7 separate regions of the Mus musculus genome follow, and all the other regions are linked to region 1. Evidence: chromatin loops called from intact Hi-C (ENCODE). Cell type or tissue: heart. All regions are shown on one strand. Region 1 has its middle 39 kb from the start of Gm40661. Region 2 has its middle 43 kb from the start of Gm40659. Region 3 has its middle 46 kb from the start of Gm40658. Region 4 holds the start of Gm35413 (a long non-coding RNA gene). Region 5 has its middle 77 kb from the start of Pitrm1. Region 6 has its middle 19 kb from the start of Gm40660. Region 7 has its middle 59 kb from the start of Gm40659.

Region 1 (4,000 bases):
GAAAAGATCTTTACCAATCCTAAATCTGATATCTAATATATACAAAGAACTCAAGAAGTTAAGACTTCAGAAAACCAAATAACCCTATTTTAAAAATGGGGTACAGAGTTAAACTAAGAATTTTCAACTGAGGATTACTGAATGGCCAAGAAGCACCTAAAAAAATGTTCAGCATCTTTAGTCATCAGGGAAATGCAAGTCAAAGCAACTCTGAGATTCCACCTAATACCCATCAGAATAGCTAAGTTCAAAAATTCAGGTGACAGAAGATGCTGGGGAGGATGTGGAGAAAGAGGGACACTCCTCCATTGCTGGTGGGATTGCAAGCCAATACAACTACTCTGGCAATCAATTTTGCAGTTCCTCAGAAAATCGGACATAGTACTACCAGAGGATCCAGCAATACCACTCCTGGACACAGAAGATGTTCCAACATGTCATAAGGACACATGCTCCACTATGTTCATAGCAGCCTTATTTATAATAGCCAGAAGCTGGAAAGAATCCAGATGTCCCTCAACAGAGGAATGGATACAGAAAATGTGGTATATTTACACAATGGATTACTACCCAGCAATTAAAAACAATGAATTTATGAAATTCTTAGACAAATGGATGTATCTGGAGGATATCATCCTGAGTGAGGTAACCCACACAAAAGAACACACATGGTATGCACTTACTGATAAGTGGATCATTAGCCCAGAAGCTCGGAAAACCCAAGATACAATTCTCAAAACACATGAAACTCAAGGAGAAGGAAGACCAAAGTCTGCATACTTCGGTCCTTCTTAGAAGGTGGAACAAACTACTCATGGAAGGAATTACAGAGACAAAGTGTGGAGCAGAGACTGAAGGAATGACCATCCAGAGACTGACCCACCTGGGGATCCATTCCATAGACAACCACAAAACCCAGACAGTATTGTGGATGCCAACAAGAGCTTGTTGACAGGAGTCTGATATAACTGTCTCCTGAGAGGCTATGTCAGTGCCTAATACAGAAGTGGATCCTCACAGCCATCCATTGGACAGAGCACAGGGAACCCAATGAAGGAGCTAGAGAAAGTATGCAAGGAGCTGAAGGGGTTTGAAGCCCCATAAAAGGAACAACAATATGAATTAACTAGTATCTCCAGAGCTCCCTGGGACTAAACTACCAATTAAAGAAAACACATGGTGGAACTCATGGCTCTAGCTACATATATAGCAGAGGATGGTCTAGTCTGTCATCAATGGGAAAAAAGGGCCTTGGTCTTGTGAAGGTTCTATGCCCAAGTATAGGGGAATGCCAGGGCCAGGAAGCAGGAGTTGGTGGGTTGGTGAGCAGGGGGAGGGGGATGAGGATAGGGGGCTTTTGGAGGGGAAACTAGGAAAGGGGATAACATTTGAAATGTAAATAAGGAAAATATCTAATAAAAAAATAGATTCACGTATAGCCCGAGCAAGAACTTAACTCCCAGTCTCAGTTTATCACAGGTTTACATAACTCCATGATCATCTTTGACTGCATATCAATAACAATGTGGCTCCAACATTTCCAGTAATTTCATTTGCTACATACACTGTGCAGAAAAAAAAATGCTCTCTACTTGGAGTTCTCAACAAGTCTGAGGAAATCAAGTTTGACCATAGAGTAGAATAATGTTCAATTGTCTCTTGTAAAGGTACCTATGCTACTACTTAAGTGCATATTCTCATATTGACCAGATTTATTATAAATTCAAACCACAGTTCAAATCGTAGTTTTTTAAACTGAGAGTTTAAACTCTCAAATTCAGAAACAAGGTATTATTTCCTAAAACTACACTAACTTAGCATGCTAATGGTAGAGATTTCTGTCTGTCTGCTGTGCTGTCACAGCTCTCTAAATGAAGGCCCACAGTAGTTTCTGAATAAAGAACTGGTGAATTACCAACAATGGAAAAGGCAATGATAGGACAGAAGATTATGTGCATGCAGAATCATGCCTTTGTACAACCCAGCTGTGGAATCTTGTTGTGTATTGCCCTGTGGAGAGCTATTTGTCAGGGCTCATTAGTCTTGGGTCATGTTGATTCTACTCATTATTTTTTTCATCCATTCAGATCCGTCTTCTTCTCCCACAAAGCCTCAGAACACCTTATCTCTCTGTAGCAACTCTTCTAGACATTTCCTTTTCTGCAGTGGAAGGAAGCGATTGCATGTGTTCAGACACATTGCCAGTTGCCAAGAAGGTCTATTTCTGGCTCTCTTCATTCATCAGCAGGAAGTACCCAAAGCAGTAGCAGCTAATCAGCATTTCGTGGACATCAACAAGTTTATATCTGCTGATGAGGTCACACTGTTTCACTAGTATTTCATGAACTCAAGGAAATCATGCAAAAATAATAAATACACTCGAAGGAAAGATGTAACATTATAGAATTCATCGGTCACTGGCCATAGGGGCACTCTTAATGGTGAGTAATTCAAATTGTTTCCTGGTTCAGTCTTATCACTCTGAGCCTCTGGTTTTCAAGGAAATAGGGAAACATGGAAAGTTCAGAAAACATTGAAAGAAAAACCAGCCTATTGTTTCAATTCCTTAGGAAAGGAGGCACAAATAAAAAATTTTATTCTTTGATTATCACTTTGGAGGGTTGATTATCAGCATTTTGAAAGTGAAAGCCATGCTCCATCAGAAGAGGATAGCTCATATTCCACTCAGAAAGATAAACCTGTCAGCATACACATCCCCAAGGTATTTGCTTCTTCCCATTCTTCGTGGGGAACTCTTGACAGTTAACAGTCATTGGAGGAAGGAGTATTATTTTCATGAGTGGCATAGCCGGTGACAAATCATTCTTATTGTAGTAAATAAGCTCCTCCCCTTACCCAGGCAGAAACACTCTCATTATTCAGAGTCCCTGAAGAAACTGACAAACAGTCAAAGGAGGCCCTTGTTCCCTCAAGCAGGAGAGGGAGGATGGAAGGAGGGTGCAATTGTGACTGAAAATCCAGGTCTGTGAATCAGTCTGGCAAACAATAAAATAACATAAAGAAGGAAAGGAAAGGTTTTTGTGTTGATATATAAATGGGTGTCAAGTTCTTCTTCTCTGTTTGAAAGAAGACTAGCTGATAAGTCCCTTGTTTTACCAGATTATAGTACTATAGGGAGACATCACTCTTTTCTTTTTCTTTTCTTTTCTTTTCTTTTCTTTTCTTTTCTTTTCTTTTCTTTTCTTTTCTTTCCTTTCCTTTCCTTTCCTTTCCTTTCCTTTTCTTTCTTTCTTTTTTTTTTTCCAAAAAACAAAACTGTGTTTCCTTTCCTTTTATGTGTTTGTGCCAGAAGCATCTGGCTGACTAACCCAGTCTCTGGCTCAGTTTCTTTTTGTTATTGCCCCTTCCTGAGCCTCTTGCTTTTCCAAATGCTGGAAGAAGAAATCCGACTTCCAACATCTGGGCGTATTCCCTCAGCTGTGCAAGGTTTGTGAAACTTATACTTTTTTAAAATCAGACCCAGAGTAATGAAAGCCTTCACATCAGCAGAGCAGAGAGGTCATGGTGGGGACCAGCTCACAACAGATTTTATAGCTGTTGATGCTGCCATGGCAAACACCACAGTCTGGGTAATTCACAAAAATGTCCACCACCTCACAGTTCAGGGTTTGGCAAGCCTACTATGAAGGAGTCACAAGGGATGATTTCTCTTGAGGCCCCCCATTTGGCCTAATAGTTGTCTATGCATTCTCTGGAACGTCTATCTTCTCTGGGGAAATGCTGCAGTTTTAGTCTATTTTTGTAGCAAACCCCTTAGATTGGAATACTTAGTTGACCTCATTTAATTAATTATCTCTGTAAAGGCCCTACCTCAAAATATAATCATATTTGGAAGTAGTAAGGACACAGATTTTAAGTAATATATATAGGGAAAAAACTCCATACAAGTAATCTCTTTAAAGTAGAGGTCTTTCAAACTAAAAGACAGCAAGGCATGGGGTTGAGTGCCTGTGCTTAGGGAACTGAGTCAGGCCAATCC
Region 2 (4,000 bases), 290 kb after region 1:
CAGGAGACAGTCTTCCCCCAGGAAGAACACACCAACTGATTATTCAATACCAAATGATCAAGCTGAGAACACACATACAAGTAACATTATGCACACTGAGAAGGCTGTAAGTGTGTATTTAGAGATACACACAGAGAGACAGAAACACACATATATGTAGCAATAAGTAAATAAAAGTAGCTATGACTTTGAAAGAGAGCAAATTGGGGGGACATGTTATATTGGAGGGTTAGAGAGAGGAAAGGGAAGAGGGAAATGATATAATTAAAATACTAAAAGATATTCAAAACAAACAAACATCCTGGTCATTTTTTTCTCCTAGTCCTTCAAGTTAGTGCTGGGTATCAACTTCATAGAAAATATTTGACATCTAATCAGTTGGTATTTCTTTTATGTTTGAAGCCAAATGTCCAACAGTTCCTTGGGGGCCCTTTAATAATTTTGTAGGATGATTTAGCCACTCTCTTTATAGGTGGTCAGCTATATTCAAATATTTCTTAATTTAAAAAATATGCTAATATAAACTTATTTCTATATTATGTCATTACCTCTAATTTATTGTGACAAGTCTACTTTGAGTAACAGCTAATAAACATGATTTCCTTGTCTAAACTTTGTGACTCCAAAAGGAAAACGGGCTTTGAGATGTTAATGATGTACATTAATTATGTGTTTTCACACAGTGAGGTATTAGAGAAATTGCTATATATGTACAGTAGGTGTTCTATGTTAAGTACAAAATTCCCTGAGCTAGCTGTCTCAACTAAGCCCAACATAGAACTATGTTCCATGCATTCATGGTTCAATGTAAATCTGTTCTCTGCCTCAGGCAGAGACAGGGAGAAGATAGACCCTGCCTTGTAGCCACTTCAGGTCTTCAGCTCAAAGTCACGGATGCTTTGGGATGCCATACTCTGGACTCTTACCCTCCACACAGATAGAAATCTTATTCTTCAGCTAGTTTCAGAGGATCTTTCAGTTCTTTACAAAAATCTTCAAATTTTTATTAAGATATCTATCTTGTAAACTAAGCCCCTTCTAAAATTGGATAGGGTTGAAAGTTAAAACCCATCAAGACTTCAGTTAAGTTTTGTTGTGTTTTTTTTTTTCTTCGTCATTCTGTTGAATCCATTCATCTCAATCAGAGGGTGGAATGTCCTGCTCACCCTAGTCTTCAATGGCACTCAGATAGATTCTTATTAAATGACTGCTAAGGGTCACAAAGAGAAAGTCTGTATGGCACACAGATATCTGAGCTGAAAAAGAGAAGAAATGGGAAGGAACCTGGCACTCACTCGAGGAATTCCCAGTCTTACACACACCCTAGACAGATTTCTGTCTCTGCCAATCACTTTGGAAAAGCCTGGGTGGCAAGCCTGCTCATGTTTAACTTGTTGTCACTGAGACTTGGCCTCCAAGACATTGTGGGATTCACCAACACTAGAGAATGCTTGGGATCCCAGGCTTGCTCCCTTTGGGATCACTCTCTCTAAGTTGAGTTCCTTTCATATCTATATTTTTTAAATCTCTCAAGGAAATGACTGTCCAGGGTTCTCACTCATTGTTCATTTGCATAGTCTCCCTGGGAGGTCTGAGTCACGATTTTCCCACTATACACTGCCAGCCTTTGTTCCTTCCTTAGCCCCTGGTGCAATAGCTTTTCTATTCTTGGTCTTCCTGTTCCAAATGTCCTGCTGTGCCTGTATGGGGGAAGCCTCTCTCCACTTCAGATTCCCTCCCTTCCTCCCTTCTTCCCCCCCCCCTCTCCCTCCTTCCCTCTCCCCCTCAGCTGCTCTCTTTCTACTTTCTTTTATTTCCCTCCTTCAGGAGAGGCTGTGAAGGAAATGAATGACAATGGCCTTTTTTTCAGCCAAGGCAAAGAAGATAAAAATGATCACTTTGGTTTTTCTGCATGTACATCTCCTTATATAGTATTCCATCTTTATACAAAATGTACTTCTGATTTAGCTACTGTGTTATAATCAGAACATATCTATTAATAAAATGCAACTACAGCCTTTTCATATATGTATATACAAATGTCTTCTGCCCCTTGTGTTACTTTCTTCTCCCATAATTGAGAAAACTTGACTTATTTTTTTATTACAGCATTCCAAACATAAATGGCATTCTAGGATGCCCCTATTAAAGAGGTTTATTATGTGTCCTGTGAGAGGTATAACTTTAAAGCCATACTTTGAATAGACCCAATGCCTTCACTTCATACATGAAGAGACCAGTCAAGGGCATTTAGCATGTGCTCTTTGAATGACCATAGTAAGCAACAATTAAGTTGAGTAGAATCTTAACAATATTGAGTAGAATCTTAACAATATTTCTGACACACACAGGAATGCTGGTTCTTCCTGTCCTGGATATGTCAGTCAAGATGCCTGCACATTTCTGCTGAGAGTTTATATTTGCTTTCTCTGACAACAGTAGGAGATTGACCTGGGCACCTGACCAGAGGTCAGCAGCCTCGGGGCTAGCTTACCACCTATTTTTGCTATGCTATAGTATTCACAGATATCCTGGCACACCGATTCCCTTTTACTTTGTGTCTGTTCTGTCTCAGGAATTTGATCTCAGACTACAGCAAAATTAGGTGATAGCAATGGAAATTGCAGAACTAATGACACAATACAATGACTTTTGGAGTGTGCTCCATGTCTTCTTATTTGAAGAGACATTAATTTCTTGGATGATCTTTTATTTCTGAAAGGAAATCCCTAAACTAAACTATCAGCCTTAATGTTAAATTATGAGTTTGTTTTGCAATGTTTGTAACAGGGATCTTTGTTAAATTTGATTAACATGGAAAAAAAATAAATGAATGCTTTCCCATAGGTGAGTCGAGAACAACGAGCTAACTAAAACAATTTTCTTCTGACATTTAACATCTACCTTAGACAAATGTTTTGCAAGTTGCTCTAGAGTGGGTTCTGAAAGCAATGAATGATGGCTTTGACTGATGAATGGTAATATCAACTTTACTACAACTATCTAATATCCTAACAAAGAGAAATGGATTTTTCAATACTATTGTTTTCAACTTTTAAGGAGCAACACACATGATTCATTCATAATTCCTTGTGCATAAAATACTTGATTATGGCAAGTTATTGAAATACTTCAGGCAATTTATCATGTTCTTATCAGCAATTCCCCCAAAGCTCATCTTTTAACCTCTGAAATAGAAATACAGTTAAATATAAAACAAGGTGACTTTGTATGTCTACATGTTCAATAAAGTCTGGCTTTGTCTTGAATGGGAATCTACTTATGTCTGGGCTGGGGAGTCTGCATGAATATCTATTGTGTCCAGCTTCATGGCTGAGCATTAATAATGTTGATACGGGGACTGGTGAGATGGCTCAGCAGGTAAGAGCACCCAACTGCTCTTCCGAAGGTCCTGGGTTCAAATCCCAGCAACCACATGGTGGCTCACAACCATCCCTAACGAGATCTGACTCCCTCTTCTGGTGTGTCTGAAGACAGCTACAGTGTACTTACATATAATAAATAAATAAATCTTAAAAAAAATAGTGTTCATACCTACTGTGTTCCTGTCTTTGTTTATTTTCAGATGTAACATATTTTACAAGAGATAATATATATTTTAAAGTATTGGATAATGCCATTGCATTGTAGTAATGGAGTAAACTGAATCGGTGAACAGATATGTTGAATTTCTATTCCTGGTATCCTAGAGATGAATTGCATTTGGAAGTGCAGTATTGAAAGTGTAACACATAAAGATGAATCAATTTTATATAGCTTTTGGATACCTTATCCAATATGACTGATTGCTTAAAATAATAGTGGTATAGAGAAGAGCATGACATACAGAGGTGCACACAGAAGTTGGATTTATGCATCTTCAAAAAGAATCTAAAAATCATCAGAGAGACCAACCGAGGCTAGGAGAGGTTCAGAGAGTTAGATGTAAGACTTAATGATACATTTCTTTCTGAGTCTGGCCTTTAGAACTGTGAGACAA
Region 3 (4,000 bases), 820 kb after region 1:
AGGTCTGCCTGAACCTGTGTAGACTTTTGTATGACCGTGGTCCACCTTCTCCTTTCCCCTCTACTCTTTTAGTCCCATCTTCTGATTTCCTTGCCTGAATCTTCACTTCTTCTGTTCTCTCCCCTTTCTTCTCTCCTTCACTTTATCCATTCTGCTGTTGTTTTTTTTCTTATTGCTTGTCTCCCTCTTACTTTCTCTGGAATCCTAGTTGACCAATGGGAATCAGGGTCCCCTCCTCTGGTTAGGTCTGTCAGCAGATGAGAACATATGCACCATGGATCATGCATGGAACTTGCTGAACATAGTCTAAGAGCTGAATCTTACAAATTAATGACATAAGAAAATAAATGATTTAATAAGCAAAAGTCATATTAAAGCCACCAAGGTACGTTTTCTCATTCAAAACAAGAATTAGGCTATTTTATTCCTGATGAAATGATAGTATGTGACCAAAACAGTCAAAGACAAAGGAAGGGCAAAGTTCCTTTTAATTAACTGAAGTTGTCTTTCAGATATAAATGCATACAGAAAGCCACTCTATGATGTATGTATTAATGATGATACAAGTGGTTGCATTTAAAACCCATAATCTGAGGATTGCCCTCTCTGGCTCTGTGAATACTGAAATATTATTTCTACAATTGGGTTCAATGCCCAACATACGTTAAATGGTGCAAGGTGGTATCATGTCTCTAATCCTCACAAAAGAGAAATAGCACATAGAGGATTAAAAGGTGAAGACCAACCTCAATAGGCCAGCCTGGATGGCATGAGATCCTTTCTAGGCAAAGTAAACATACAGTACTAGTTACTGTAACACCTTCTTCCAATACTTGCTATTTTTTTTCCTTCAACTTTCTGAAAAGCTACTGTTCTTGAGAAGGAACAAGAAAGAGCTGTATATGCAGGTTCATAATGCTGGCTCCATTAACCACTCTACTCTATAAGCACAATGAAGTTAGACTTTCTCCAAAGCACCCCTTTGGCTTCTTGGGGTGTATATGGCCCCCGAGGGCTTTGTTTTAGTTCTGGTCTTGTGACTCACAGGTTCAACATGACATTCTCCTTATTCTGCTCCTGTCTTTGCTGTTTACAGAACAGCAATGAACACCTCTCCTGTTCCCAGCCTGAGTTAGCTCCAAGAATCTCATACTCTTCTTTATCTGTTCTTGGCTGACACATGGATTATCTCTTGTGTCAGCTGCAGTTGCCAGTGTGCCTTGGCAATGTGAACTAAGCTGAATTCATATGACTCTGAGAATAGAGTTGGCTTGAACTCCCTATTACCAAGGTTGCATCACAATCCAGTATATTCATACGCCTGAATGATCTGAGCACTGTTGAAGAATCAAATCCCATTTCCTTGTAATATACTGGCCTTCTATCCAGTCTCCACTTCTATCTATAAAACCACGTGTAGAAACACATGTTCACATAAACGTATATTGGTTTTGATTAAATGTTTATTCAACCGCCACCGTGTCTTATAGCTACCTATCATTCAGAAAAGAAAATGATTTCACAATTGTAAAGTGCTACCTGGTAGGTTGTCTCTATGCCTTTTCTTCAATGTTCCTTAATTTGTCACAGAAGAGTTTTGACTGAAAACTTTAAAATGTTTATTTAATTTTAAAAGCAGTCTAAATAAAACCATTTTGAATAATTTAAAGCATGTTTGGCATAAGAATGACACAAATAGGCATTAAAAAAAAATAACCCTCAGGCACCTGCATATGACCTCAACTATGCTATTTTTCCCTCCTTGCATTTATGACTTCTATCAGCATTTCCCAGATTTTCCTCTTCCTGTAAACATGAGCTGCCAGACCATTTAAGGAAGTTAACTCAGAGCTGACTCTCCCAGGATCCTTGTTTTCAGAAGAAAAAGGCAAATCCTTTGCCCTAGTTGCCCCTGCCCCCACTCCACTCCACCCCACTCCACCCCACCCCACCCCGCATACCAAATCCAAATAGCTCTTGGGACAGGACAAACCCACTGTAAGAAGTAAACACTTAACAGGAAGTCTCACATAGCAACAGTCTCCAGGCACTAGAGGCATGAGTCATGCTGAGCACGCGGACCACAGCGCCTCTCCAGGGTTTACCAAGCTCTGACTCAAGAGTGGAGTCCAATTACAGAGACATTTCACAGGGCTCAGCACACTGGTGATGTCAGCTGATCCAGTTACAGTTGGGGGATCAGCAGGATTCAAACAAGAGGAGTGTTCATTCAGAGTTCCAGTCAGAGATTCCAGAGGCCCTGCCAAGTAAATGGAGGTTGCAATGAAAAAGCCACCTATAATAGAAAGTACTGGAAGTCCCGCTTAGCTGTTGCCTCAGGAGCAAACGGATCCCTGTCATTATGCGATTTGTCACTTCAGGGTAGTGTAGGGAACACCAGACTAGGTTTCACTGACTTCTTGGCTTTCTTGACATCTATGTGTTAAAAGATCTGCTGGAGGAAAGGGTCTATTTTTACTCATCATTGCTTCTCCATCTGTTTGCTATTTTCTATAAACAGAGATTAGCGTCCTGCGCGTGAGCCTATTTTAATCAGCGAACTAGCAGAGCCAAAGAGTAACAGGACGATATGAACATTCTGTTTCACAACAGAGCTTGCAATTCCTGAAGGACCTTCAAGCTATTCAAAAGAGGACAGCTTTAAAAACAATAACCGTGAAGGAGCATTACATCAACTTTAATGAATACATTTAATGAGTAATACATATATATCAAGCACAAATATATATATATATATATATATATATATATATATATATATGTGTGTGTGTGTGTGTGTGTGTGTGTGTGTGTGTGTGTGTATGTGTATACACATGCACAGACACACACACATATACACACACACAATCTTAGGAAAAATATTCTCAAAAAATTCTTACCATACTTTTTTGTTCTGTTCTCTTTCTATATGCTTTAAGAGCAATTTATGAATAAAAGCCCACAATAATACTGTGCTGAACACAGACTGATCTCACATTCTTAAATAAAGATACTTGTGTTATGTGTTCTTAAGATGTCCATACAAAAACCCAGAAGAAAAGGTATCTCAAAGTAGAAGGATTGCTGAAAGGGAAATACAAAGTCTTGTGGAAAGTACATAAAAATTGCTGAAATGTAACAACTGGCACTGTGGGTAAAGTGAAGTGACTTTTGCAGAAACATCTTCACCACCACACACATGAGTGAGCATCTAGAACCCTGCTAAATCATCATCTTTCTAATGGATGAGTGTGTAATGTGTAACTGGTGGGTTTTGTTAAGAACATAAGAAACGAATGTTGTTCTCTCTTGCGTAAGTGATGTCCTGTGTCTAGAAATGTCAGTGTTTAGCCTTAAGTGCTAAAGCTCTGTTTCTTTTTTTTATAATTAGGTATTTTCCTCGTTTACATTTTCAATGCTATCCCAAAGGTCCCCCATACCCACCCCCCCAATCCCCTACCCACCCACTCCCCCTTTTTGGCCCTGGCGTTCCCCTGTACTGGGGCATATAAAGTTTGCAAGTCCAATGGGCCTCTATTTGCAGTGGTGGCCGACTAGGCCATCTTTTGATACATATGCAGCTAAAGACAAGAGCTCCCGGGTACTGGTTAGTTCATATTGTTGTTCCACCTATAGGGTTGCAGTTCCCTTTAGCTCCTTGGGTAATTTCTCTAGCTCCTCCATTGGGGGCCGTGGGACCCATCCAATAGCTGACTGTGATCATCCACTTCTGTGTTTGCTAGACCCCGGCATAGTCTCACAAGAGAGAGCTATATCTGGGTCCTTTCAGCAAAATCTTGCTAGTGTATGCAATGGTGTCAGCGTTTGGAAGCTGATTATGGGATGGATCCCTGCATATGGCAATCACTAGATGGTCCATCCTTTCGTCACAGCTCCAAATTTTGTCTCTGTAACTCCTTCCATGGGTGTTTTGTTCCCATTTCTAAGAAAGGGTAAAGTGTCCACACTTTGGTCTTCGTTCTTCTTGAATTTCATTTGT
Region 4 (4,000 bases), 210 kb before region 1:
TTTGTTTAGTAACTAAAATAATAGCACACATGAAATACAAGACTTCTGTGAAGTGAGTGTGGAGGAGATGGCAGTTTCTTTGAAACATGGAAAATCCGTCAGTTGCAAGTTGTTTGTGGGATGGTTTTGCTGAAGGACAATAAAATCAGAAAAAGTCTGTTCTTCCTGGTAATTGTCACATCCCTTTTCTTGGCCACCCAGTTTGATTGGTGGACATCGCTACTGAGAGTTTTGTTTCATTGAGGTTGAAGTAAGCTATTAAATATATAGCATGTGTGAGCTAAGAGATATGCTTTCATAAGAAACCATAACCATATATATCTATGTGATATATATGTATATATATCCTAAAAATTACCTGTCCAATTTTTAATTACATTTTACTTATGAAAAATATTAATAACACTGTTTAAGCCACTTGGACTCTGGGAGGACACCTCTGCCTCCACATATGAGGCTACTTATTCTTTAATTGTTTAAAAAGCTGTTGCATCTCCTGTGTTGTTAATGTACTTGAGAGGATATAAGTCATGAGTACTTGTGTTAGAATTTTGACAAACAAGTCTTCATAGCAGGAGATATTTTGAGTGCACAGGGGAATATGGAAGAACAAGAACAGGATAGACCACCTACTTGATGGAGCAGGGCCAGCAGAAAAAGATGCTGGGTCCTAGGAGGTATCTCACTGTATACTTGCCCAACAAGCATGAGGACGTTTTGATTCCCAGAGACCATATAAAGAGGCAAGCATGGTGGTCCACTCCTGTCATTCCTATGCTAGGGAGATAGAGAAAGAATGGCCCCTCGGTCTTGCTGGCAGCCACCTTAGCCTAAATGAGTTCACGACCCACTGAGAAACTGTCTCAAAGGTTTCAAAGGTGTACAATACCTGAGAACCAAAACCTGAGGTTGTCCTCTGTCCTCTACATGTAAGTTCACATGTGTGTCTACACACAGCAAACACACACAAACACATACACACACACTGAGGAGACCAGAGTACTTAAGACTATTTGGGGTTACTGGAAAGGAAAGCACTGCAGTTTTATGGCAGCTTTAAGAAAGTCTGGAAAATAATCTTGGAAACATAATCTTGAATGGCAGACCAATTTTTAAAATAAGACTTAAGGAAACATGAAGTTACAATGAGTAAGGAAGAGGTTTCTTCAAATCCTGCTGCTTTTACTAGGGGGGTGGGTGGGTGGGGGGTGGGGGGGGGAGAGCAGGATGTACCATCACATTTCAAATCCTTGACTTCCGCTTTTGAGTTCGACAATGCTTCTGTGTTTTCTTAAGATTTCCCAGAACTGACCAAGCAGTACTGGAAAAAGGAAGTTAAACAATGATTTGCTCAATTTGAAAGCAACATCGCTTCATCACATGAGACTAAACTTTTCCCAAATGAAACACTCCTGCCTCGATCTCCTGTCATCCCCCAATAAATGCACCCAGAAGAACAGTAAGGTCAATATAATTAATTACCCGTTCTTTATCAATGGCTGGAATTTTGCTAAAAAGAATAAGTGAGTGCTCGGGTTTCTTAGGAGGTTTGGTACCTCTGCCACTGGCTCTGGAGGGCTCCTCGCCACTTATTCTTTCAGGACCAGTAGGGGTTAGGTAAACAATGACCTCACCCTTTTGTGCTGTCTTCCTGACATTACATCTCAACACAGAGGTAAAGTCAGGTGACTTGGTCTGTTTTGTTTTTTTTTTTTTCATTATTGCCCTTTATGGATCATTCTTAGAAAAACGGGATTATTGTTTGACACTTCCTCTTTGTCGTTTTTCACAGTAAACATAGTGCTTGTATCTTAAACAAATTAGAGAGGCCAGAAAGAAGGCAGGAAAGTATTGATGATCACATGACACCCCACCCCACCGCAAGAAACCTTAATTTTTTCTCTTGATTTTGAAACACTTCAAACATTCTTCTGCTCCTTCTTTTGGTGGAAACAGTTGTTGGGACTTGTTGACTTTTCAGGACTACCCAACTTGGCATTCCTCAGGAGTTACTTAAGGCCAAAATATTGCAGTTGGGTTAAACGTTAACCAGCCTTAGTGACTAGGTTATACATTGTAAAACTTTGTGGAGTACTTTGTATCAGCAAATACCACAAGCCAGGAATCCTGGTGCCTGCATTGCCTTTGTTATTCAGACACAACACTGCCTGCTTTCTTCCTCTAGCATTGCAGGCACGTTCTTTTGATTTGAAAGCTTTGCATATTACCCAAGGACTTCTGTATCTAAACTATGCTAAAGACACACAGAAGAGGAATGACCTCATGGGTTTTGTCAGTTGGGCTTTGTGTTTAGCTAACTCGGTGAGTCACAGTCTTGTGACTAGCCAGGCACCTTTCCAATCAGAGGCTGTTAAGATCTTGGACAATGAAACCTGTGGATATTTTGAAGAGGAGATTTCAACAAGTGACCTGCTTGCTTGGTTATACCAGGTTCCTTAGGGAAGTTAAAAAAAAAAAGTTCCTATTCCTGATGAATACCAAAACACCAGCCAGGAGATTGAAGTTAGTAAAGCTGACTCACTTCCTTGTTTCCAGATGAAAAGAGTTGTCCAAGAAATGACTCTCACAGGGAAATAATACTTCCTTCAGCTTACTACCTGTGTCTTTTTCAGGCAGGGTTAACTATCACACTGACCTGTCAGTGCTTTGGTATGTTGAAAAGTTAAATTTAATTATGAAATAATACTATGCATTAAGAAGCTGCTCCTTCAATCTGTAAGACTTGCTGACTTCAGATATACCTCAGAAAAAAATGGCAGTTTCATAAGCATGCGCCTTGGTGGCTGAAAATCTCCCCTTCCCTTGACGTATGACATTAACGTATGCTTCCCTTATTAACGTTTTTAAAAAGCAAGACTTAATTGGTAATAACATCATTGTTAATCTGCAGTGCGTTTATCTGAGAGTTTCAAGCAAGATTGTGTGTTTTCTAAACCCAGCTCACAGGGACGGTGAATGTAGACCAGAAAGACTGCGCTGGAGGTCACTCAGAAGGGTGCACTGGGGGAACACTCACCCAATGGTGAGTATCTGGAGAGCGTATAAGCGCATGCCGCTGTGGACTTTTCAGCGATGTCATGCTGACAAACTGACTCAGCAGGAGTTACCCACACAGGAAACGGACATCCATCTTCACTGCAGACCCAGAAGACGTGACGGGAGACCAGGAAACGTCTGCCTCGCTGACTTACTATATTCCCTTGGATGTACTGATCAGGCTACATTCCGCCAAGTCAAAAACGTTGAGAGAAAAAAATGTCTAATAATTTCCTCTGATAATCACCAAAAATCACAGCTTCTAAACGTAACGTTTGTTTTTGTTTGTTTTTTGTTCTTTTGAAACAGCGTCTTATTCAGGAGTTATGCCTAGCCTAGAACATTCTACGTTGACCAGCCCGAAATTCACAGAGATCTGTCTGCCTCTGCCCTCCTCCACACATATCCCAGTACTGGGATTGATGTCCCACCACTGTACTGAGCCTAAACTCTGTCTCAATAACGCCTTATAAAACTGGGACTAGAACCCTTTAAATAAGAACTCCCCATTTCCCTTCATCTTTAAAGCACTCCTTGCCCCTCCTGACTCTCCCCAGTTGGTGTGTCTGTTTCTGAATTCGCCTAGAATTCTAATAGTTGTACAATTCTTGTTATTGAGAAATCACAAATTGTGAAACATGTCAAACAGGGCACACATTTAAAAATAACCGTCCTTCCTGTTGTTTAGGTAAAGCCACTTGCTTGTTTGGGGTTGCTAATGGGAATAAGCGAGTGTGTGTGATTCCCTCTCGAGCCAGCTTGTTTGCTCTGAGGGAAAATTCATGGAACAGCCACAGGCTGCATTCCAGAACGTTAGCCAACCACTCTGCAAAACGCCTGCTATAAAGGCCTGAGAGGCAACACTCCTGTGAGGGAGAGATCCTTTTACGAGATGTCAACTCAAGCTCCAATTAACTGGACTGGTTTTCTTTATTGTTGTTGC
Region 5 (4,000 bases), 880 kb before region 1:
CGGGTCAGGTCTTTTTCTATGACACATAGCCTCCAGGTTTCCACGTACATCCACATTTCATGCAGATGCAAGGGCTTATCTCTGGTGAATAATGAAGAGATAAATGTAAGAACAGTATTGGCAAGGGGCTCTACAAAGGGCAGGGGACATTCCTAGGCGAAGGGTAAACAGTGAGATCCAATGAGGACACTCTCACCTCAGAAAGAATCACTGGAGGCAGTGAGTTCTTGGGCTTAGGAAATGGAGATTAATTGGTAGAACATGCCTAGCTAGCATGCATCCCACTTGACGATATACGTCCACAATGCCAACATGTGCAATATGTAGACAGGAGGATCAGAAGTCCACTGTTATTCTTAGCTACATATCGAGGTCAATGCACACCTATGCTACACAAGACCTAGTATTAAAAAATGGATACAGACCATACTGTGCTCTCCTGTTCTAGCATTAAAAAAGAATTCCTCTGCTCCAAAGACAGTCTCTCATCAGGCAAGATGGTGATATCTTAGTTCCACAATGCAAAATCACCCACTGCACTATCATCATCTTGCATTTTTGAAAGATTTATTTGTTTTTACCCTATGTGTGCTGGTGTTTTGCCTTCACGTGTGTCTGTGCACCTTGTGCATGCAGCACCCAAAGTTGCCAGAACTAAAGTTGTGAGTCACCGTGTGGGTGCTCAGAATTGAACCCAGGTCCTCAGAAGGAGTAAGTAGCCAGCGCTCTCAACCACTGAGCCATTCCTCCAACCTCATAACTGTGATTTTAGTGAGAGATTAAGGAGAAAGGGATCAATCCAACCAACAGAAGAGTATGCACACATGTTTATTAATGATTCACTTATAATCCACATCTTTGCGGTCTGTGTTTGTGCGGGGAACATGCACATGACTCTTCCCACTGAGAATTCCTTATCACAAAGTCCTGCTTTCAGAATATGAAGAGCTATTAGGCCTCTTCTGTGTCTCGTGTTAGCTTTTTTTTTTCAGGATGCAGAGAAATGATGGCAGTACCCACTAGTTAGTTCATCATGCAAGGGTGTAGGCAGAAAGTCCCTGTGAAATGAAGGATGTTCAATTAATAATTCCCACGTTATAGTTGGCTTCATTAGGAAGTTATTACATAAAGAATGGAAGTTCATTTAAAGTTAAATACACACACACACACACACACATAATTTTATGCATAGGGCTCTGGGCTCCTTCCCTAGCACCGTGTGAACAAGGTTGTAATCCAAAGTTGCAAGGGAGTACGGAAGGAGCAGAAGTTAAAAGGCCTCCATGCTATATAATGAGTTTGAGGCTAGCCTGGGATATATGAGACACCACCTCAAAACAAAAGAAAGAACTTCTTGGTTGCCGTGACAACTCATAAACTCCTGGGGATAGGAAATCCATTTTGTCTGATGACCCAGGGAGCTTATCGCAGAGAGGATTTTGGATCAGGTTCATTGAGGTCAAGTGTTCTCAAGAACTTCAGATGCTCAAGGATTTATTTTATTTTACTATCTGCATATATTCGGGAAGACTCTAACACAAGGCAACGAAGTATTTACTAATGTTTTGAGTTCCTAGGAGCCAACCCTCATACTGGCATCCAACCAGGTAGAAGTGAAAGGATTGCATCTCGAGTAAGACACCACTAGGTGTCGCTACCTTCCTCTGAATGGGAGTCACCGAGGCCTCCTGCCATGCGGCTAAAATGAACTAGAGCAAAAATTGTGTTGATTTCAAGGAAAGCGTTCTTCTAATAATAATGAGATGGTAATTAGTAGGGGAAATGGCATAAAATTATTTCAGCATTTAGGAAAACTATGATTCTAAGCTACAGAATTTTTTATTTTTTGTTTGGAAGTTCATTCAGCGAATGTGCAAGAACTTCCGAGTTAATAGCATAGCCTTAATGAGGGAGGATCTCGTTTTTACCCCCTGTGGACAGAACCCTCGGATACTCTCCAGGGCAGTGTAAGGGTGATTTCTAATGGGTCTATAAGATTTCTAAAGGCTCCCACTTGGTCTAGCATAAGGACCCCATTCAATCCTCAGGTAGGCTGCAGGGCATATGGAGACTGACAAGCACTTAGCGGGCATGGACAGGACACCGGACACACCCCAGTCACCTCTCATGTAGCTGACCTCGATTTTACTGATCAGGTTGAAAACAAATTGTAACTTTTCCAAAGCCAAGTTCAAAGTCAAAGTAGATTTCGGAATGCAGGCTGTGTGTCTCTGGGATCCCCGCTGTTCGCATTATGCTTCATGTCTTCTGTGTTTGACCTTCAGTGGGCAACTATTAAGGGAGACAAAAAGGAACCAGAGGGCAGAAATAGAAGGGAACATTTCTTAGAAAACCCCTGAAAGAAAAGTAAACCAGACTAATGCTCTTCTTTTAATTTAGCCCTGTCGTTGCAGAGGTGAGAATTAGGATTTGCAAGGAGCCTCTTCTTTGAACCAATCCAAATAAAATGAAAAAGAGCTTGAGGCACGAGGCTGATGCTGTGTGACCTGAGAAAGTTGAGGCTGCTTCTTTGCATATGCAATGAGCAGCCAGGGTGTGAAAATAGACAGGATCGGGCCTCTCTTGGCTGCGGATTCCTAGCTGTGCCTCTAACACGTTCCTTTCATGCCTGCACCTCTTATACCATTATGCGGTTTGAGCCACATGCAGGAATAATGATTCAGCTTAGACTAGACACAAGGGCCAACCAGATTTGAGCTGATTTCTAAACCAAATCCCAGGTTTGGAAAATTACTAGTGTATGTCGCAGTTGCAATATATTAAGAACTTCTCTAAATGAACCACCATGAGTGGATGTGGTCTGACTCCCACCCTTGGGGTATCCACAGTAACCCTGCACAGTATGCGGAGAATTTCCCCTGTACTTTTCTTCTGCAGTGTGGCATTTGCTACAGGACCCTGCATTACCAGGAACCACAGCTCAGCATTCTTAAGAGAAATATTATTTGGTGTTTAGTGGAGCCCTAAATTAGTGATGCACCGTAGTGATTTTCATTTGGAATACCCTCGTTACCATGGCAATCATATCATGCCATGTTTCGTTGTCTTGGGTGTTTCTAGAAGCAATCCAGTCTCCGTAAACTCCTCATCATGTCGGAGACCCTGAATACTCCACGTTTATGCATGCTGACTGAAATCAGGCATATTAGAACCCCAGGGCCGAGAACACATCCAACTCTGTCATTATGTCAATTTCCTGCATATTGAGTAAGCATTAGCAGTCACATAAAGTAGACAATTAGTGAACTACAAATAGGAAATGCACAGGTCTTGGACAAATCTGTCTTTTGATATTCTAGGTATTTATGAGAGCTTAACAGCCTGCATAGTAAGCTGCCGACCTCAAGACTCTCTCTGCCTATGAGGCGCGTTGGCACACCTGTGAACACACGTGTCTGTATGGTGTGTCCATGCGTGTGGTGATAATGCTGTGTGTATGTGTGGGCAGGTATGTATCTGGGTGTATGTGTGAACCTGCATAGTGTGTGTGTATTAGACATTGTGGTGACATAAAGAGAGATGAAGATAAATAACATGGAGAGAGGAGGGAGGGAGAAAGGTTCAGGAGATGGAGGAGGAGAGAGAGTGCATGGTGGGAGTGTACCACAGAGCCTCTGAGAGGAACAACCCAGGCATAGGCATGTGTGAGCATGAGCGATGTCCTTCACTTCCCTTGTCACAGTCCAACACATGCTCTGAATCTCATTTTTGAACCAAAGCTTCAGGCACTTCCTGGCTGACTGCCCATCAGTTTCAGCCTCCACTGAGCAGAAAGAACTCCTGGGAGGGGCTCTGCATTCTGAATGGACTGGACGAGGCTGGTTTTGAAAATAAGTCTCAAGTTATAGTCTTGCTGGGGAAACTCATCGCAGGTGACCTTTGTCTCTTGGGCTCTCTCCCCAGGGGTTTTTCCAAGAAGGGAAGGAAGCTTTCTTCTGAGTCTTCCAGCAGGTGGCAGTGCGGCCGATAATTATCTCCT
Region 6 (4,000 bases), 160 kb after region 1:
CTATTTTAAAATACTATTGAATCTCATCTTTACATTTAATGGTATAAAATAGAATATTTTACATCAGAGAACCCCACAGGAGTTCTTACCATTCCTTTCCACTCACATAGCATACTAGGAATGGATCTGTGTGGAAATATCAATCCATTTAATGTTAACTGCTACACCACCTGCTACAAAATTCCTTAACTTTCATTTATTATTGATATAGTGAACATTTTCATACAGAGTATTAAAATCACTTTAAAACTCATAAATCCACTAAAGGTTATGAGTTATTTTAAAACCTATGACTTAATTTCTATTAAGTAAATAAAGATAAATGGATCATATTATGTTTTCTGAGTTTTGAAATCTAAATAAAATTTTTCTTAAGTTGGTATGCAACGTCTTGGCTTTTAGTTTTGCTTTTGTTTGGAGTTAACTAACGTTGGAGTTCCTAGGATGTGATTACAGCTTTCCTGATTAGAAAAAAACCATTTTTTGAAAAAGTATCCATGATAGTTAAGTCTGTGAAGAAAAGAAACAAACATTTAGAAGTTATATTTAGAAATACTTCATACAAATATAAAACAAATGCCATAAATCTTTAAAAATAGTGTCAGTTTTAGTAATCACAGGCTAAAAGCTGCTGTTCATGGTGGCAGTACTTATTTATAGAAAATAATTTGTACTAGAGTCAATCAAATTATATGTATAGCTCCCATTGTGTTCAACATACAGTGTATCCTACATTGTACAACTGAGGTAAAAGAGGCATCAGTATTGATTCAGAGGAACTCCATATGGTATGTGAATTTAAAAATAATTTAGAAGAGATGGCAAGGCATTTTATTTTTAAGTGGATTATAAACAGACAACACACATGAAACCTGATAGTGGTGTTGGGCTTTAGGAAGGCTTGGTGCTTTGTCCTTCATGGTTGTAGAGGGTGTCTCATAAATTCACAAGTTGCATTAATTTAATTTGAATATATGGAGTGTGGAAGGAAGGGCATCGCCCTGATGCTGTGCACGCTTCACACACACTTATGCTCCTCAGGGGTGTGGCTTACGTATTTAGTTTAATTAACTCTGCACTTAATTGCTGAATCTCAGACCTATCATATCATATACATCCTTTTATTTTGGCAACTTAGTGCCAGAACTTGAGGAAAATTAGTTCTATTGTGCCAGAGGTTGTTGGTTTTTGTTGATTTGTTTTATCTGATTTTGATTTTACATTCAGTCTAACTTGCCTTCTTAAGTCTTGAGTATTTCCTGTATTCTACAGATCAATTAGTATTTATGAGCAACTTTGTGCTGTATAAAACTATTGTGGGTGGATATAAATTCCACATTATGCTTAGAACCTCATCTTCATAGTATTTTACAGGTATTTTGAAATCATTTATATCTTTCAAAATAAAATATATCTGAACAGAAGGTTAGACTAGTCTGCAAAATTTATAAGCAGCAGTAAATAAAATACATTTTTCTTTACTCTTTGAACAAGAATTGCATAAGACCAGATGCCCAAGAGAATAAAAGTGGAGAACTAGCAACCAAGCTGACCTTAGTTTTATGCTAAGTATATGGGTAATCTTATCCCAAACTTACAGCAAAGTATGGGTCTGGTAGAAGGGAAGCCCAGAGTGGGTAGTCTGTGAGCCCACAAACCTGAAATAAAGTAGCAAAGCCAATGGAAGGGCAAATCCATACACACAATCCCATGAAATGTGAAGCCTAAGAAAAATACTTTATTCCTAGATTGGACAAAATTATCCAAGACATTCAGCAGGAGAGATTTCATGGACAACAAGAAATGATCAACTTAAAAGTCTTTATTTTTAGCTAACTCTTAGCAGGTACCATGGCTACAGGCTGTCAAGGAATCAGGGGAGAGTAGTGTTTTGAAAGAGAGGAAGCTCCACCTTTGGAGTTTCTACTCACTTATTGTCTAAAATTAGCAACAATTTAATGTAGCTTTCTGTTTTGGGAGTTATGCACAACGGTTTTTTTGGGAATGCTGAATTAAAAGCAGATGGGCTCCCTATTCAACTTTCTTCCCTTTCCTGTTATTCTGAAAACAATTCCAGATCATGGGAGTCCCTGAGAAGAGACAGTTTCACAGCTCTGCTGGGATTGCATCATCGGATTCTAATACTCTGAATATAGCCACTGTAAAAGACTGTTTTGTACTAAGTAACATCACTAATTTTATTTTCAAGTAACACTCTCTATTATTAAGTTTACTCAAGTTTGAGCCAAAAACTGGATGAGCAGCAAGTAGAGGGATGAGGAGTCTATTTACCTCATAGGTTATGGGGTACAATCCCTCATGGGGTAGGGTTGTGGGTAGATGCTTGCTCACGTTTAATACATAGGAAGCACAGGAATACACGAAGTGGAGCTGAGATATAAACCAAGGCCAAGCTCTCTAGAAATCTACGTCCTGTCACTAGGTACCACTCCCTAGAGAATCCACACCTCAAAAGTAGATCTACAACCTCAGGACCAAATACCAAACATAGAAGCCTGCGGGAGATGTTTTATTTCCAAATCACAAAACATCTAAGCAAACCATTGTACATCTGCTTTTCTCTTGAATTTTGTATATTCTGGATATAAGAATATATTAAAGCTGGACTTAAAATAATTTTAGTCAAAGATGAGTTTTAAGTAATAGTGGATAAAAGTATGCTTTTGATTCGCGACTAAAATTTCTACAATTTCACTTGAGATTTTTTTTTCCAATATGAGTCTTTTATAATTTGCCTCTGAGACTGGAATGGGCTGTTCTACCAATCCAACCTTCTTTTCTATCACAATTCAAAGCCAGCGTAATAATTCAGATATTTTATTATATAAATCGAATAGAAAAGAGACCAAGATAGGATCAAGCTTTCTATTGTAGTGCACTTACACACAGATAGTTAAGTATTAAGATGGATTTATTCATTATCCCTTTTAATAACTTTGTTCCTAAAGAAACAAATTAGTATATGTCATCTCCATATGCATGAATAGCAACTGCCATGTTGCAGACAAATGATTGACATTTAAGATGGCTGCCCTGGTTGTCACACTGATGACAATAGATTGTTACTGACATCATACAATTAGGGAGGAACAGAATGGTTATAAACTCATGATGATATTGTCACAGTTTTCATTCAAGGCTTGTTAAGTGGCCATAGATATAAAGCTGTATTAGAAACTAGGAGCTTTTCAAATAAAATCATTCCTTTTCTATGTTTTCTGAGTGGATCCTTTTATTGACTGAGTGAAGTTATAGACTCAATCCAGAAAAAAAATGTTGTTTTCAAAGAAATAGATAATCATTAGTAGATACCATTTCTCATAGGTGACAAAGGTACAATACCACTCCATGTGACTAAGAGCATCTCTTGGAGATGACAAATATGATTGCATTTATGGAGGTGAGATGTAATTAAATTGTCTCTAAATTCCGTGTGATTTCCACAGTGACCCCTTGCTTCCTCTTATGGAGAACAGTGATTCTCTTTGTATGCATCTATATTCCTACACCAAGGTAAACCTAGCTCATCTTTCGCTTGGCTTAGAGTGATCCTCTGAACAAACTAGGGACACACAGATTTCCCTTGCTTTGTTTTTCAGTGTATCTACTTCATGAGCAAGCTATTCCCATCATTGTTACACCTTATACCACAATTAATAGGTGAGACTAATATTGATCTCTTAAATAAGTCAAGTGAAACATTTGGCCCTAGCCTAAACAATGTGTTTTATTATACTTGAATGGTATCCTCTGGCAAAAAAAGCAACAGTACATTTACATTTTGTAAAGTGGCTAACATGTTGGTGAAGCCAATACCACAATGACTAAGTCCCATTAAGAGTTACTTATTTAGACTTTTCAATAGTTATTTATTTCTCTGTCCAACATTTCAGAAAAACAGGCATCATTTTACTACCCAAAGTCTCTGTTTAGCAAGCTCATTTTCTTCCTCATAGATAAAGAAATGCTCCATCTGTGG
Region 7 (4,000 bases), 270 kb after region 1:
TCTCCATGCTTGTTCAGCAATCACTTTTGTGACTGAGTCAGGAATCTAACAATAAAGTTCTTAGAGAAGAGATTGGTCTATAGGACCATACCTGACAGTGTTTTCCAGAATCTTTGAAGGCAGATCAAACAGTAATTGTGAAAATCCCTGAGTACTTAGTGACAGTTAAGAACAAGCAGGAAGTTTTAAATCCTGATCATGACAATGGCATTAGTTAAAACTCTATGGTCATAACCCAAGTACTTTCTCTTGTAACCTACTGGAAAAGGGTAGCAATCTACATGTTCCCATGACTCTTTTATAGTGGAATTCTAAGGGCCTTGTTTCTGTCATACTACATTAGCAGCATGGTCAATGGCAAGGGGATTATAGAATTCATTGTCCTTTCAGATCATCAGTATGTTACAGTTTTGCCTAGGGAGCAGCAGGGTGTTGTGCATGAGAGATTGCCAGTAATTTAAAATTTGGGCATGATCTTTTTGTATAGAAAGTAATAGACAAGTAAAGAAAAATTAATTTCAATGGACAGGTAAATGCAAGTCATTATTTATATGTAACATGTATTCTTTGAATGGCTACAAGATTCTATGGAAGAGTGCTAAATGCACAAATTTACTCTGGGTAGTTAAAATTGGGCTTGTCACACACATATATGCACATGCATGAGTGCACACACACACACACACACACACATACACACACACACACACACACACACACACACACACACACACTCACAAACATACACACCCTAACCATTCATTCTGACGCCTATGGGTTTTATCTGATGAGCACTATTGAGTAAGTGCTACCAATGTGAACTATAATGTACACAAAGAAATTCCTTAAAACTGAGCATACCACAGTTAGCTGCAAAAGTGTATTTAGTAATTAGATTAGGTGTGTGTTTTAACTAGCTTCCTGTTACTATAACAAATAACTACAATGATCAACTGTTTGGATCCCAGGTAGGGAGTTTCCAATGAATGTTTCATTTACCCATTGTGTTGGATATGTGGTCAGGTAACACACCCTAGACAGAAATGGGCAGTGGAACAAAGCCAAACACCTCAAAGCCTGAAGAAAAAGAAGTAATGAAAAGAAGTGAAGAACCCACTGTCTCTCCAAGGGAACAATTGCATGAAGAAAAATACAGTTCTCTAAGTGTCATAAATGTCAGCATTTTAAGGCATGATAGATAATGCTTGGGATCAAGCCTTTAACATATGGGTCTTTTAAGATGTTCTACATTGAAGATGTAGCAATATATGTATATGCAAACACATCTTTCTGTAGGTATATGATTTGTCTTGTACACTCTTATGAATGTGTCTGTGTGTGCATGGGAACTCACACAACGTCAAACCCAAACTTTCTTTTTGAGTATCTTAAAGGGAAAGTCATATACTGTAGTGACAAAGTAACTTGTTTCTCAGTACCACTTTTGTAACATCCTGCAGATGTGCCTACTTACATATTATGAGCTGAAGAGGACCATGTGGTCGATGACACATTTGAGAGCTCAGTACAGACAGCTTCCTGATTAGAATCATTGCCAAGTTTTTAACAACAAGAACTCCTTTTGTGGGTAGTGGGTCTGGTAATGCCTTTGTGGAATTCCTTCTAGGCTTTTCCTCTGTTTCTTCATGGAACTTCTGTTGTGGGCTGGGTGAAGCTCGCATGCACTGAACCTAGGAGAAGCTTTCAGGGGTTTCCTGTGAGGGAAGACTTTTATTTCTTGGTATATGTAGTCATATACACTGGGGCTACAGCAGCTCTGGGCAAAATCCCTCTACTGCTATACTCATAGACCAGAGAAACTTCCAAAAGACATTGTATTGAATTATCAAAGAAGAAAAATAAGCAGGTCTTCCCTTGACATAACTGTTGCTTGGTCTTTCTGTTACATTTTATGAGATTTGGTGTTTTTAAGAAAATGGAGAAATCTTTTGTAAGCAAGAGAGGGGTGTGTGAGTTGGAGTGCTTGCCAACATCACCTCCTAGTCTCCATTAAGTACTCCGAATGTTGGGGGCATTCCAAGGGGCCCATCTCCTTTATACAAACTTTGTTTATCATAGGGCTTCCTCTGTGAAAGAATTATGTTTTGTTCTCTGTGCTATTCGAATAAAAAGTGCTGGCTTCACCATTCAGCTGTTTCACACAATTTAATAAAAACAACATCAACAATTCAAACAAACAATAAAATGAAATGGGAAAATCTTTGAAGATCTGAGAATAAGAGTTTAACAAAAGTGTTAGGTCCTTTGAAAATTAGATTATTAGCCTTCAATAAAGTGTTATCATCTATGCAGAAAATAAATATGGCCACCCTAGTAAAATATAGTTTGGAGAGATGTTGTTACAGCAACCAGCACACAGTTTGTATTTCAGATTATTATATGTACAGTTGGAATTATTTTTGTTGGTTGTTATTAAAAACAAAAAGGAAAAGGCCTGGAGATTCTAGCTTAGTTCAGTCAGTAAGATGGTTTTGTAGCATGCATGAAGCCCTGGGTTCAGTTCCCAGGTTTTCAAACACCAGGCATGGTGACTGAAGCCTGTCATCTCCAAACTCAGAAAGTGGGGGCAGGAGGATTAGGGACACACTAGGAGTTTGAGAACATCATGGATACAACAAAGACTTTTCCAGAAAAGGTGGTAGGTTGGCAGAGAATGACAAGGCATGACAAGACATGAAAAGTTTAACTAAACCAAAATACATTATCAAAGTGATATTTTGAGAATATAATAATTACTAATCATTTGAGCTTCAAAGAACCAAGGCTTGATTGGTCAGGACTCCCTGTTTAGAAGTTTTTATTTGAGTAGACAAGGAAATCTTTTCTTTATTTTATTGAAAATGATCAATCACAAAATTCAAAACTTAAAAAATTGTAAGTTAAGTTTAAGGGCTTATTACGTATTACCATCCTTTATTCCTTCATTTTCTTGGTCAGGGCTCGGGGACAGAGAGCTGGGACTTCATGTGTGCTAAGCAAGGGTTGCAGCATTGGACCTTGTCTTTAGTGCAATTTACAGATATTGTCTAGTAATTAAACTGTGGAAAACCTAGCATTACTTATTAGAGTGAGAATTCTTTGTATTTTTGAAGGATTTAATTTTTTTGTATATTAATGTGCATAAGTATGAACTTATGTTTGCATAACTTATGTTTGTGTGTGTGTGTGTGTGTGTGTGTGTGTGTGTGTGTGTTTGAGAAATTCAGAAAAAGGGTGCCAGACTCCTCCGAAATAGAACTGCAAGTGTTTGTGGAATACCCAGCTATTATGTCTTTGTAGTACTAGGAGCTACATGCTAGTCATCACGACTGTATAGTAACAACTGAGCCATTTCTCCATCCCTGGTTTTTAATTTTTTTGGGCCAAGGTGTTGTTGCTATGTCATTTTGGCTGGCCTTGGAATTGTATGTCTTATTCCTAATATTTCTGATTGCAAAGATTACAGAAAATACCAACATTCATACCTTAGTAGAAATTTTAAATTTGAGGAAACTTGCTTGAAGTAGGCAGGTTGTTACATGCATTTAAATAGGGGTGAAAGAAAGGATAACAATAGGCTCTCATCCTAAGGATTCCTCTTACATAGAGAAACTCAGGTTGCCACCTGATGATAATACTGCAATTTAACCAGCTAACACTAGGCACCATAAAATGACAGACTCTGCAATTCTATTCCCAACCTCACCAGAGGTCTCAAAATTAATTATTTTTTCTTGCCTGTGTTTGCTACAAGCTTTGGAAGCAACACAGACATTGAGAAATTTTGCAAACTAGCAAAAAGATAGTAAATTAGTGTAGTTCAGCACCAGCCATGCACTTGAGGAGAGTAAAATGTGGTGATTTTGAGGCCACAGTCGCTTAAGCTTGGTGCTCAGGGGCGTTGGTTAAAAGAGCTTATTAAGAAATTGTATGATGATGACTGCCGTGTCCATGCAGAGAAGAATAAGAACACTCTACTTGCTCGGTTGAATATGAGTCA

What was found. Peaks named below come from ENCODE experiments on the same cell type or tissue, not always from the same donor. Only the 100,000 strongest peaks of a DNase experiment are listed, where the experiment ranks them.
Region 2: it touches region 1 in a loop (2.1-fold over the local background); 3 of 42 quality-filtered maps call a loop at or near these places.
Region 3: it touches region 1 in a loop (5-fold over the local background); 4 of 42 quality-filtered maps call a loop at or near these places.
Region 4: a loop joins it to region 1, with 5 times the contacts of the local background. A loop is called at or near these places in 2 of 42 quality-filtered maps.
Region 5: a loop joins it to region 1, with 2.3 times the contacts of the local background. A loop is called at or near these places in 2 of 42 quality-filtered maps.
Region 6: it touches region 1 in a loop (8-fold over the local background); 4 of 42 quality-filtered maps call a loop at or near these places.
Region 7: a loop joins it to region 1, with 2.7 times the contacts of the local background. A loop is called at or near these places in 3 of 42 quality-filtered maps.

What each region holds. Positions count from the first base shown.
Region 1 is chr13:5,590,863-5,594,862 of GRCm38, reverse strand. No RefSeq gene overlaps it. Among named protein-coding and RNA genes, the nearest start is that of Gm40661, 39 kb to the right of the region's middle. In heart, no CTCF peak of the experiment used is centred here; a DNase peak (open chromatin) is centred at 2,202.
Region 2 is chr13:5,299,962-5,303,961 of GRCm38, reverse strand. No RefSeq gene overlaps it. Among named protein-coding and RNA genes, the nearest start is that of Gm40659, 43 kb to the right of the region's middle. In heart, no CTCF peak of the experiment used is centred here; a DNase peak (open chromatin) is centred at 1,601.
Region 3 is chr13:4,769,727-4,773,726 of GRCm38, reverse strand. No RefSeq gene overlaps it. Among named protein-coding and RNA genes, the nearest start is that of Gm40658, 46 kb to the right of the region's middle. In heart, a CTCF peak has its summit at 2,093; DNase peaks (open chromatin) are centred at 1,156 and 2,076; H3K4me3 peaks cover 853 bases; H3K27ac peaks cover 1,580 bases.
Region 4 is chr13:5,802,111-5,806,110 of GRCm38, reverse strand. It overlaps Gm35413 (a long non-coding RNA gene), which reads left to right and starts at 2,956. Exons shown (of 2, transcript XR_382025.4): 1 at 2,956-3,043; 2 at 3,137-3,329. In heart, no CTCF peak of the experiment used is centred here; DNase peaks (open chromatin) are centred at 2,340, 3,090 and 3,830; H3K27ac peaks cover 2,615 bases.
Region 5 is chr13:6,469,489-6,473,488 of GRCm38, reverse strand. No RefSeq gene overlaps it. Among named protein-coding and RNA genes, the nearest start is that of Pitrm1, 77 kb to the left of the region's middle. In heart, CTCF peaks have their summits at 1,642 (motif pointing right) and 3,969 (motif pointing right); DNase peaks (open chromatin) are centred at 1,648 and 3,808.
Region 6 is chr13:5,434,401-5,438,400 of GRCm38, reverse strand. No RefSeq gene overlaps it. Among named protein-coding and RNA genes, the nearest start is that of Gm40660, 19 kb to the left of the region's middle. In heart, no CTCF peak of the experiment used is centred here; no DNase peak of the experiment used is centred here.
Region 7 is chr13:5,316,163-5,320,162 of GRCm38, reverse strand. No RefSeq gene overlaps it. Among named protein-coding and RNA genes, the nearest start is that of Gm40659, 59 kb to the right of the region's middle. In heart, a CTCF peak has its summit at 2,002; no DNase peak of the experiment used is centred here.